Linked DNA regions of Homo sapiens: region 2 is linked to region 1. Evidence: read pairs that join two places in POLR2A ChIA-PET (ENCODE). Cell type or tissue: PC-9. All regions are shown on one strand. Each heading gives the region's core, and the rest is flanking DNA. Links, peaks and the distances in the headings are about the cores only.

The links. ChIA-PET counts read pairs that join two places held together with the same protein. Peaks named below come from ENCODE experiments on the same cell type or tissue, not always from the same donor. Only the 100,000 strongest peaks of a DNase experiment are listed, where the experiment ranks them.
Region 2: POLR2A ChIA-PET joins it to region 1 with 5 read pairs; 2 of 35 experiments call an interaction of 5 or more read pairs at or near these places.

Annotation. Positions count from the first base shown.
Region 1 is chr6:125,120,699-125,129,291 of GRCh38, reverse strand. It overlaps LOC124901394 (a long non-coding RNA gene), which reads left to right and starts at 5,241. Exons shown (of 2, transcript XR_007059735.1): 1 at 5,241-5,407. RefSeq lists an enhancer at 4,464-5,663. In PC-9, for the core only: CTCF peaks have their summits at 4,717 and 5,064; a DNase peak (open chromatin) is centred at 4,881; H3K27ac peaks cover 596 bases.
Region 2 is chr6:125,044,881-125,048,880 of GRCh38, reverse strand. RNF217 (ring finger protein 217) reads right to left here. Exons shown (of 6, transcript NM_001286398.3): 2 at 3,437-3,670. Among named protein-coding and RNA genes, the nearest start is that of RNF217-AS1, 84 kb to the right of the region's middle. In PC-9, for the core only: no CTCF peak of the experiment used is centred there; no DNase peak of the experiment used is centred there.

The DNA of each region.
Region 1 (8,593 bases), core at 2,774-6,773:
TTATTCAGCCTACCACAATCATGATTTAATTCTCCTTTTAACTTTTTTAAATGTAGTAAACATACTTACTTTGCACTGTGTCTAGTCATTCTAACAGAAGTCATTGATTCTGTTGACTCTTAGTGGTGTCTATTTCATTTTATGTTTTGTGATTTTTCATTTTGATTCCATGTTTCCTGAAACTCTATCTGTAGTATGTTTATGCCTTAGGAGCAGCATTTGTTCATCTTGAAAAAAATTGCCTTTGCTTCTGCCAGACAACTAAAGATCCACTTTAAATTACAATTCCAGGTTAGTGTTGTTTTTTTTTTTTGAACCATGCAAATGGTGTTAATTCAGTCCTCAGACCCAAATGATGACCAGCCATTGTGAATACATTCTTGGGAAAAGTGTTTTAACCTTCAGCCATAGACAGAGCTGAGTCTTGTTGTGTACTTCTGAGGCTTAGAATTTATTCAAATATTCTGATAAAAGAAAAACTTTAGCCTAATTAAATTTAAAGAAGTTTAATTGAGCAATGAATGATTTGCGAATCAGGCAGCCTTCCCACCCAAAGTTTCTGCCCATAGGCAGAAAAAGGAGAGTGACGTATAGAAAATGTAAGTGAGGTACAGAAACAGCTGGATTGGTTACAGCTGAGCATTTGCCTTATTTGAACATGATTCAAACAGTTGGCTACATTTGTTTGGCCAAAACTCAGTGATTAGCACCGGTATAGGCTATGGTCTGTTTACACCTCCACTTGTTATAGTTCATGATGTACAGGAAAACCTTGTTTTTTTGTTTGTTTGTTTGTTTGTTTTGAGATGGAGTCTTGCTCTGTCACCCAGGCTGGAGTGCAGTGGCACAATCTCAGCTCACTGCAACCAGCGCCTCCTGGGTTCAAGTGATTCTCCTGCCTCAGCCTCCTGAGTAGCTGGGATTAGAGGTGCTCCCCTCCACGCCTGGCTAATTTTTGTATTTTTAGTAGAGATGGGGTTTCACCATGTTGGCCAGGCTTGTCTCGAACTCCTGAACTCAAGCGATCTGCCCATCTCAACCTCCCAAAGTGCTGGGATTACAGGCATGAGCCACCACGCCTGGCCCAGAAAAATCTTTAGGCTTAATTTAAAATATGTAGGGAGGCAGCTTTAAGCTGAACTTGATTTAACAATTCCTCCCTTTTGGTCATTTTAATTTTGAGAGATTGACCAAAAGTTCAGTAATTGATGTCACTATCACCATTGGTCTTGAAACCCAGTGGGAAACAATAGAACAATGTTTTGCAAGGTAGAAACAAGGACTGAGTAGAGGGTACCTCTTTATGCTGAAGTGTTGTTTACAGGAGAAAAGCAAACCTGGTTCATTCTGGGACATATGTGTTTCCTTAAAGTCTTAGGACTTTAAGATTGTGATATTTTCCTGTTGGACAAGGCCTTTTACCATTATATAATGTCCCTCTTTGTCTCTTTTAACTGCTGTTGCTTTAAAGTTTGTTTTGTCTGATATTAGAATAGCTACCCCTGCTTGCTTTTGGTGTCCATTTACATGAAATGCCTTTTTCCACCCCTTTTCTTTAAGTTTATGTGAGTCCTTCTGTGTTAGAAGAGTTTCCTGAAGGCAGCAGATAGTTGATTGGTGAGTTCTTATCCATTCCACGGTTCTATATCTTTTAAGTAGAGCATTTAGGCCATTTACATTCAATGTCCGTATTGAAATGTGAGGTACTGTTGCATTCATCATGCTTTTTCTTGCCTGTGTACTTTGTTTTCATTGTTTTTGTTTTTGCTTTTTAACTTGTAGTTTTGTTTTATAGGTCCTGTGTGATTTATGCTTTAAAGAGGTTCTGTTTTGATGTGTTTCTAGGATTTGTTTCAAGATTTAGAGCTCCTTTTAGCAGTTCTTGAAGTAGCAGCTTGGTAATGTGAATTCTTTCAGCATTTGTTTGTCTGAAAAAAGACTATCTTTCCTTCATATATGATGCTTAGTTTCACTGGATATAAAATTCTTGGCTGATAATTGTTTTGTATGAGGAGGCTAAAGATAGGGCCAAAGGCTAAAGATAGGGCCAAAGGCTTGTAGGGTTTCTGCTGAGAAACCTGCTGTTAATCTGATAAATTTTCCTTTATAGGTTACCTGGTGCTTCTGTCTCACAGCTCTTAAGATTCTTTCCTCCATCTTAACTTTGGATAACCTGATTGTGTCTGGAATTGGTGGGTTCTCGGTCTCACTGACTTCAAGAATGAAGCCACGGACCCTCGCGATGAGTGTTACAGTTCTTAAAGGTGGCGTGTCCGGAGTTTGTTCCTTTGATGTTTGGATGTGTTCCGATTTTCTTCCTTCTGGTGGGTTCGTGGTCTCGCTGGCTCAGGAGTGAAGCTGCGGACCTTCACAGTGAGTGTTACAGCTCTTAAGGCAATGCATCTGGAGTTGTTCATTCCTCCCAGTGGGTTCGTGGTCTCGCTGGCTTCAGGAGCGAAGCTGCAGACCTTTGCGGTGAGTATTACAGCTCATAAAGGCAGTGTGGACCCAAAGAGTGAGCAGCAGCAAGATTTATTGCAAAGAGTGAAAGAACAAAGCTTCCACACTGTGGAAGGGGACCTGAGCGGGTTGCCACTGCTGGCTCGGGCAGCCTGCTTTTTTTCTCTTATCTGGCCCCACCCACATCCTGCTGATTGGTCCATTTTACAGAGAGCCGAGTGGTCTGTTTTGACAGGGCGCTGACTGGTGCGTTTACAATCCCTGAGCTAGACACAAAGGTTCTCCACGTCCCCACTAGATTAGCTAGATACAGAGTGTCGACACAAAGGTTCCCCAAGTCCCCACCAGAGTAGCTAGATACAGAGTGTCGATTGGTGCATTCACAAACCCTGAGCTAGACACAGGGTGCTGATTGGTGTGTTCACAAACCTTGAGCTAGATACAGAGTGCCGATTGGTGTATTGACAATCCCCTAGCTAGACATAAAGGTTCTCCAAGTCCCCACCAGAGTCAGGAGCCCAGCTGGCTTCACCCAGTGGATCCCGCACTGGGGCTGCAGGTGGAGCTGCCTGCCAGTCCCGCGCCCTGCGCCCGCACTCCTCAGCCCTTGGGTGGTCCATGGGAGTGGGCGCTGTGGAGCAGGGGGTGGGGTCAGGGAGGCTTGGGCCACACAGGAGCCCATGGAGTTTTGGGTGAGGCTTAGGCATGGTGGGCTGCAGGTCCCGAGCCCTGCCCCGCGGGGAGGCAGCTAAGGCCCAGCGAGAAATCGAGCGCAGCGCCAGTGGGCCAGCACTGCTGGGGGACCCAGCACACCCTCCGCAGCCGCTGGCCCGGGTGCTAAAGCCCTCATTGCCTGGGGCTGGCAGGGCCCGCCGGCCGGCCACTCCGAGTGCAGGGCCTGCCAAGCCCACACCCACCCGGAACTTGCGCCGGCCCGCAAGCACCACAGGCAGCCCTGGTTCCCACCTGCACCTCTCCCTCCACACCTCCCCATGAGCTGAGGGAGCCAGCTCTGGCCTGGGCCAGCCCAGGAAGGGGCTCCCACAGTGCAGTGGCAGGCTGAAGGGCTCCTCAAGTGCTGCCAAAGTGGGAGCCCGGGCAGAGGAAGTGCTGAGAGTAAGTAAGGTCTGTGAGGGCTACCAGCACACTGTCACCTCGCATGATGACAATGTGCCTAGGCAAAGATCTTTTTACGATTAATTTTCCAGGTGTTGTTTGTTCTTCTTGTATTTGGATGTCTAGATCTCTAGCAATGCTGTGAAAGTGTTCCTTGATTCTTCCCCTAAATATGTTTTCCAAGCTTTTGGAATTCTCTTCTTCGTTAGGAAAACTGATTATTCTTAATTTTGGTAGTTTAACATAATCCCAGACTTCTTGGAGACTTGGTTCATATTTTCTTATTCTTTGTGCTTTGTCTTTGTTGGATTGGGTTAATTCAAAGACCTTGTCTTCGCGTTCTGAATTTCTTTCTTCTACTTGTTCAATTCTATTGCTGAGACTTTCCAGAGCATTTAGCACTTCTAAAAGTGTTTCCAAATTTTCCTGAATGTTTAATTGTTTTTTCTTTAAGCTATCTACTTCCTTGAATATTTCTCCCTTTACTTTTGTATCTTTTTTTTGGATTTCCTCGCATTGGGCTTTGCCTTTCTCTGGTCCCTCCCTGATTAGCTCAATAACTAACCTACTGAATTCTTTTTCAAGTAAATCATGGATTTCTTCTTTGTTTGGATCCATTGCCGGTGAACTAGTATGATGATTTTTTGGGAGTGTTGAAGAGATTTGTTTTGTCATAGTACCAGCGTTGGTTTTCTGGTTCCTTCTCATTTGGGTAGGCTCTGTCAGAGGGAAGGTCTAGGGCTGAAGGCTGTCGTTCAGATTCTTTTGTCCCATGGGGTGTTCCCTTGATGTAGTACTCTCCTCCTTTTCCTATGGATATGGCTTCCTGTGAGCTTAACTTCAGTGATTATTGTCTCTCTTCTGCGTCTAACCACCCAGTGAGTCTATCCGGCTCTGGGCTAGTACTGGAGGATGTCTGCACAGAGTCCTGTGATGTGAACCGTCTCTTAGCCATGGATACCACTGCCTGTTCTGGTGGAGACAATGGTGAGGGGGTGGGAGGCAGTGTGCAATGGACTCCGTGAGGGTTCTTAGCTTTGGTGTTTTAATACTCTATTTTTGTGTTGGTTGGTCTCCTCCCAGGAGGTGGTGCTATCCAGAAAGCATCAGCTGTAGAAGTATAGAGAGGGACCAGCAGTGGGCAGGGCCCTAGAACTCCCATGAGTATATGCCCTTTGTCTTCTGCTACCAGGGTGTATAGGGAAGGACCATCAGGTGGGGGCAGAGCTATACATGTCTGAGCTCAGACTCTCCTTGGGCGGGTCTTGTTGTGGCTGCTGTGGGGGATGAGGATGACTCTCCCTGGTCACTGGAGCTGTGTACCTAGCAGGATTATGGCTGGCTCTGCTGAGTCATGCAGGTTGTCGGGAAGTGGGGGAAAGCTGGCAGCCACAGGCCTCACCCAGCTCCCATGCAAAATGAAGGGCAGTCTCACTCCCACTGTGCTCCCTCCGCAGACAGCCAAGAGTCTGTTTCCAGGCAGAGGGCACAATGGGGTTGAATACTTGCCCCGGGCTACCCACCTCCCAGCTGTGAGAGAAAAGGGCTTGGTTCTCCCCGCAACTTGTGGAGTCTGCACACCAGATTTGCACCCTCCCCCAAGTTCTGGCAAGGAAGCTTCTCTCCGCATTCAAATTGTTACAAAGTTCAGCCAGAGAGTTCCTTCTTCCTGTGTAGTTTTACCCCCTGATCCTCTGGTCACCCACCTGATGGGTCCCTGTGGTGCCAGGCAGGAATGGCCTGCCAGGGGACCCAGCGAGCTCCCAGGGCCTTTCTGCTGCTTCCTCTACCCCTTTATTTCACTTGGCTTTCTAAATTGGCTCAGCTCCAGGTAAGGTCAGAAACTTCTGCAAACAGACCTTCAGCTTCTCCAGTGGGGGTGTGTGTTCAGGAGAGGAGGGTCTCACTTTTCCACTTCTGTAGTTGGGTCCCTCACGGTATTTGGGATGTCTCTTGGGTCCTGTAGGAGCAGTCCACTTCCTTCAGAGGGTCTGCGGGTCCTCTCGGGATTGCTGGTTTGTTCTTGCAGTCAATCCGGAGCCAACATTTACAATGCGAGCTTTCGCAAGCTGCTCGGTCTGGAGCTGCAATCTAGTCCTGCCTCCCATCTGCCATGATGATCTCTCTCCTATCCTATTTAATTTAAAACAATCCTTTAACCCTCTAAACTAGGCAAAAATGTACATTCCCATGTCTTCTTATAATCTTTTACTAAAGGCACATTTCACTTTCTTCACACACCTGGCATGTAAAACTATTTTTTTAGAAGTCTCGAGTACAAGTTATACTGTTAACTCTTAGCAACTTTTGGTGAAAAACCTGGTCAGTAAGCAATTTTAATTATGTATTAGGATTGAGCCTAGGACATCAGACGGAAGTGCAGATAAGGTCTGACTCCTTCCAGCATAGCTAGGGGGCATGGCTAACCCCACACATCCCCAGGCCTTACCTAGCTGTAAAGCAGGCAAGTTGAACAATTTTCAAAAGTGAAAGCAGTTTACAACCTTAAAGCATTTAGTAAACCTAATATCTGACCTGCCTAATTTGGACCAAATGTCTATGTTTTACCAATGATCTTTAAAGCTGTTCTTATTTCCTAAAGATGATTAAAGTCACGTAAACTAAAAGGAATTATAGCTTTTAGTTTTCTTTCAAAATATTTAAGCACTTATTTTTCTTTAAGCCAATTAATTAGAGCTCTTTTATATAAACATTACACACACAACACATATATAACTATACAGACAGAAGATCTAGTGGTTGTAGGATTTTTCATTTGCCAGTTTGTAAGTTTCTTAATTGGATTACTGACTTTAGGGTGGAGTCCTTGGAGGAACAGGGTAGGAAAACAATACAGTTTCTAGGGCCTAATAAGCAGGCACAGTTGGAAGGCAAAAATAGATCTCCAAAATTAAGAGTCTCATTTTTATATCACATCCTGGATCCCCAAAAAGAAGGAAATGCTATGCTTTTACTATACATTTTATTGCAAAGCAACCCGAAGTCAATCAGCCAATCAGTAAAAGACAGTGCAATGCTTTTACTATACATTTTATTGCAAAGCAACCCGAAGTCAATCAGCCAATCAGCCCATTCTGTGATTAACCCATCTCCCATGGGAGTCTTATCTCAGTGAGGAGTGGGGACACTTTCATACTTTCTAGGTGGCCAAGAGCATGCTTCTCTGATCCAAAGGTGCAAAAGCAAAGTATTCCCTCATAACTGCCATTGGCCATTACTAAAGTATATTTCCTACCTAGGTATTGAACACCAAAGCGTTCTCATAATGAGAAGTAATTTCTGATACCCCCCAAAGTAAAAAATGGCAGAGAATGCAATGCAAAACAGAGCAGAGCCTTAAATTTTGAGAGGGGTCTATCTCGTCCCAATTCCTGGGGTTTCATGTGGAAATCAGATGTTCTTCCAAAAACAGGGTTGGTGGTACTTCCTCTGTTTTTCCCATGGAGTCCCAGGCTCCTAGAGCTTGAATACCCACTTTTAATTAAACTGACTTATAACCATAGCACTCTAAAAAAAAAAAAAGTCCTTTTAAATTTATTACTAGACTCTAGCTAAGCCAAATGGTCAATATTTCTGGCTTTTGAACTTTACCAAAGATAACCTCCCAGGTGCTTAGAGAAAGGAAAATTCAACAAGGGAAGCCAGAAGTTGTTCATGGAGGGGAAGAGAATCCACAAATGATAAAGTCACACAGATATCAACCAAAAAGTACTCGTTTCCTAAGCCAGGATTGAACCCAAGCTGCCATTGTAAAATGGCAAAGCCTTAGCTGCTGAGTTACAGCATTGGGCAGTTTCCATTGCCCTTCCCAGAAGGAGTCTACAGCAGTCCATTTTGAGCTTGCAATGGTTTTTAACTACTCAAGATAATTTTTAGAGCTAAGTATGACATTGTTATAAGCAGTTAGACAGGCATGAGCAGGGCAGGAGAGGGCTCTCCCCACCCACTAAGAATGTTGGTTGATGGCTCAGAAATGATCACATGGCCTCTCTAAAAGTGATAAATTGGCAGCCAGCACCAGGGAGAGGCCATCTCCTGATGGTCCACACCTGTTGCATTAAAGTGTTAATTGAATGCAGATGCCAGGGAGAAGCAAAAAGGGGCTTCCAATAAAATCTCAGGTATTTTGCAAGTCAGCCCAGGCATGTGCATTAAGAGACAAAATGGCAGAGTATGATCTTCCGGGTACACTCCACCAGAAAAGGGAAGAAAGCCTCAGATGGTCATGCGTACAACTTGCTAAACACCCTACGCATGCTCACCTCGCAAGTGTAAGGAGGGCCCTGCACATGTGGGCAGCCCACCCTAAGGGAAGAATCATGGGAAAGGGGCCAGCCTATAAGTCCTAGGGTCAAGGCTAAATACCACACTTGATCTCATTGCCCACTTGGGTTTTTTCCAAGCATACCTTCCTTTCTTTCCTTTCCTGTTCTAAAGCCTTTTAAATATAAAACTTCCACTCCTGCTCAAAACTTGCCTCAGTTTCTTTTTCTGCCTTATGTCCCTCAGTCGAATTCGTTTTTCTGAGAAGCAAGAATCGAGGTTGCTGCAGACCCATGGGGATTTGCTGCCAGTAACTTGGATACCTTCCACCGGTAAAAACATGATCTCCAAAATTCCCGTCCTCTGGATGGTGGAGACAAAGAGAAAGTAACCACCACGTGGTTACAAGGTCAAACTCCCAAGAACCTTATTGACCAGTTTTCTGGGCCATCTTGAACAGCAGGGTAACGGGGTCCTAAGCTCGTGTTCTATCCTAAGGCACCCCTCTTTCTGACAGAAAGATACAGAAAGACATTCATAGCACAGAGTACAACAGATTCACTACAGCTCATGACTAGCCTCACAAATCCTTTTTCCCATTAATCAAAATTTTACAGAGGAGATAAACAGTGATTTTTACCATTCATTCAGCCAGTTTGCATAGAGAGAAAGAGGCCAGAAGTCTGACTGGTAAGAAATTCTTACCGTTTTGCTGGCATGTCAGGTTTCTGGG
Region 2 (4,000 bases), core at 1-4,000, 78 kb after region 1:
CATAATATAAAGCTCTATTTACTCAGATTTTTGCCAGAAGGGAATTGTTGGGTGTTGGGCCTGGAAGGACAAATGGACAGGTAAGAGTTCTAGTTACTGCTTATTCTTATATTCTTTTTACCCTTTATCCACCTGCTGAGTACAAACAATTTAACAAGTGGTCTTCACAAAAATTAAAACCCCCATATATGATATTTTAGGTCTCAAACTTCATGTGAGAAGCACTTACTCAGCTATAAAATAGCTATAATATTTTCAAACAGTTGAATTGACAGCAAAAGCCATAATAAATGTTCAAAGAATGACATCTTGGATGAAGATACTGTGAATCAATGACTCAGAATAACATTAAAATAAACATTACAAGGGTTTTATCAGTAGATACAAACCTACTTAAGCCTGTAAACATTATTATAAAGAGACGTTAAATTGCACAGAAACGTCAGACATTAGCAGCAACCTTTTTTTTTCTATTTCTGTTGCCTCATGATGCAATGTATTGTGTGTGAGTACTTGAATTCACTCCTCTTAAAGTTACCATAAATGACACCAATTTGGAACTACCTTATTTTATTAGGGAAACTGAATTTTTAAAAATACTGCAAAATAAAAAATGTTCACCTGTTCATCACAAAGAACAAAGATCTTAGTCTCAGTACAGGGTGCCATACTGTGGCCATGAATCTCACGATTGGTTGGCTGGGGTATCCATGTCAGTGCTCTCCTTACCTATAATACCCAGACAGGTATGGGCATGTAAACCAGGTAGTTAATGTTAACATAAACCACAGAGTTTAATGATGAAAAATGTTATATAAACTTTACACTAAAATAAGTAAAAATTATTGCTTCAGGAATTATTTGAATCATTGCTAGAACTTTGTACAGCATAGATCAAGGAGATTATTAACTTCTTCTGTTATCGATCTTCTCTTCTACACTAGTAAAGAAGAGTAACAAAAATAATCATCCTCAAATTCTGTGGTAGTTTTACTCTTTTGAAATTTGCTTAAGTTTCATTTTATAGTGTAATGAGATTTCCACCCCACACCCACCGCTGAGGATCTTAACTGCTTCATAATCAACATTTATGGTGTTGTTGAATTCCTCCTCACACCAAAGCAAATTTTCTTTTCCTCTACTAATCAAAAGGAATCAATTGAGTTTAATAAATTTAAGATGTTGATCTGAGGATCTTAACTGCTTCATAATCAACATTTATTGTGTTGTTGAATTCCTCCTCACACCAAAGCAAATTTTCTTTTCCTCTACTAATCAAAAGGAATCAATTGAGTTTAATAAATTTAAGATGTTGGTCCATTTGCCCCTGCTTCTCTTCTTACCTACAACAAATTGATAGACATTGGAGAAGCCTGACCTCTGGGAAATGTTATCAGAATACCATGGGCTCGCTCAAAATTACACAAATATAGAATCTTCTATTTGTCAATTTTTACATATTTCACTCTCAATACATGTGTATTGTGATACATTATGCTCATCACAACATGATTTTGGTGATTTCAGATGAAATGAGACGTAAAACATTTCACTATTGCCATAATTGTGACTTAAATTATAACTCCTTTACCCATTTCATAAAAACAACACATTTAAAAGTTACTCAGTTATTCCCACTCTAATTCAATTTTGTACATGTTTTAATTACTGCAATTTTAAAAATTAGTATAGTCTCAGTTTCTATGTATCTAAGTCCAAACATATATTAGAAAAAAATTGAATATCCTAATTTATGGAATTACGAGTCCTTCTAAAACTAGTAATTTCCTGATCTTATACAATAACATACAATTGCAATGAAAATAACTTAAAAATAATCTAAGGATATATAGCATGAAATAAAAGTATTCTATTAATGTTCAGTTAGCCTTCAACACCACTGTAGGGCAGTACTTTAGTTATACAATTTTTGTAACCTCAAAAATAATGCTTTTTATAGAAGAGAAAAATAGGATTTTTTTCTAACAGTTATACCTGATAGAGAATGGCCTGCATAAAAACAGTAAATAAATTAACTATGAGAGCCAAGCAGTTTCAAAGAACAACGACTCATGAAGAAGCTTTGACTAACCTACAATACTGTAGCTTATAACTGCAACAGCAGAGGAAACTACCTGCTAAACCATGGTCCCCTCAAAGCTACAAAATGAATAATGTAACTGCTGCTCTCAAGAAAGGGAACATGACCAGAAACTTACCTTAAATGGAGATGACTCCAAACAGCCTTTGAAACCACTTCATCCTGCCATTTTGCTGTAATGACAAGGATGAAAACTACTGCCACAGCCTCACTGGTTTTCTGCTTCATTTACTGCAAAGATTCTCTACTGTGGATTAGTCACCTGGTGAGGCTCAAAAATTTGGAAGACAATTGTTCTGGGGTGGGCCTGGGGCACTGGTGTGTCATGGAAGTTCTCGGGTGATTCTAATATACAATCAGGGCTGTGAATCAATGCTCTGCTGTCACAGTTGTTGCCTTGGTTTCAAACCAGACTTCTGTCTGGTCCTCTTGTGATAGCTTCTATGAATGCTGCCAGATGACATTTCTCTAATGCTTACAGAGTTACATCCAAACTTCTGCGCAAACTGCACAAGACTCAACATGATCTGCTCTTATCTGCCCGATCAGCTGCCTCTCCCGACTCTCCACCAGCTCTAGAAGCACTTGATTACAAGAAGCCTGGCCTTAGCCTCGGGGGCCGTGCACTTACTCATCCCTTGCTCTGAAATGCTCACCAGGTTTATCTGTCTGGAGAACTGCACCTCCTCTGTGAAGCCATTCCTGACATCCTAGAGCCTAACCCTCCTTCAAGTGTCCTCAAAGCACACTATATGTACACAGCTTTGTGTTTTTTTCTAATCATATTGGACTGTCATTTTTAGAACACATGTCTCTCCCATCTTCGACTTTTTTTGAAGCAGGGACTGTATCACATTTGCTCTATAGCCCCCAAATTTAGCACACTGCCTAGCATATACAGCATTCTGTATTTGCTGAATAAATGAATGAGTACCATTTATACTATTTTTACCTATTATAGACAGAACAAGAGGAGACTTACATTGGGACCACTGAAAAAAAAATCAAGTCCATAATAATAAAGAAAAAGCCTTAGTATTTATTTAGTATTTGGTAGTAGTAACTATTATTACTCTAAAGATCAGCCTTCCTATAAGGTTACTAGATTAATTTTCAACATGGTTAAAGTCAAAGACAAAACTGTAATTAATTCCTTAAGAGCACTCTCTTATCATCAGCCTCCCCAAACCATATGCTTTCAGAATGATGGCCAATATATGCTCACCTTCAGCTCCATAAAGGAAAGATGCCCCCTTAATGCCCACGACAAGTGGATCTAATCTGGCTGCTTCTGCCATGTGACATCTAACCCACAGCTCTGGTGAAAATGCTTACTTTGTATTTGCTTTCTGATCTGGAAGGGGTGGGAATATGTCCTTTTTTCTTGAAGGTTGTAAAGTGCTTGCACTGAGGACATGGCTTGGTGCTGGAATCAATACGGCCAAGTTCCAAGAAGTACTTATACTTGATGGAGTCTTCATGCGTTAAGTTATAGACAACAGTTGTTTCTTCCAAGAATTCAAAACACTCTGTGATGGGGCATTTGATTTCTACTTGGCCAAGTTGTACCTGCATGATGGAAGAGCAGATGGAAGGAAAAAAACGTCACTGGTTATTTTCTTTCATTTTTTTTTTTGTATACAGTATTACTTATTTCATGACCGCAATAAAGGATTGTGTGTAATTTTTAAGATAACATAATGAATGTTAATCACCTTGATACCTGCTTTAGGCAATACCAAAATAATCACTACGTAATGTTTCTGAAATGACTTATAGGGCATTTAAGTCTTCTCTGATCATTCTTTTTTGTGAAAAGAAATGGACCTAAGCCACAGGCTCACCAAAGAAGCAAATTATCATCTCATGTTTCTGGAAACTGCAGGGTTAGACAGCATT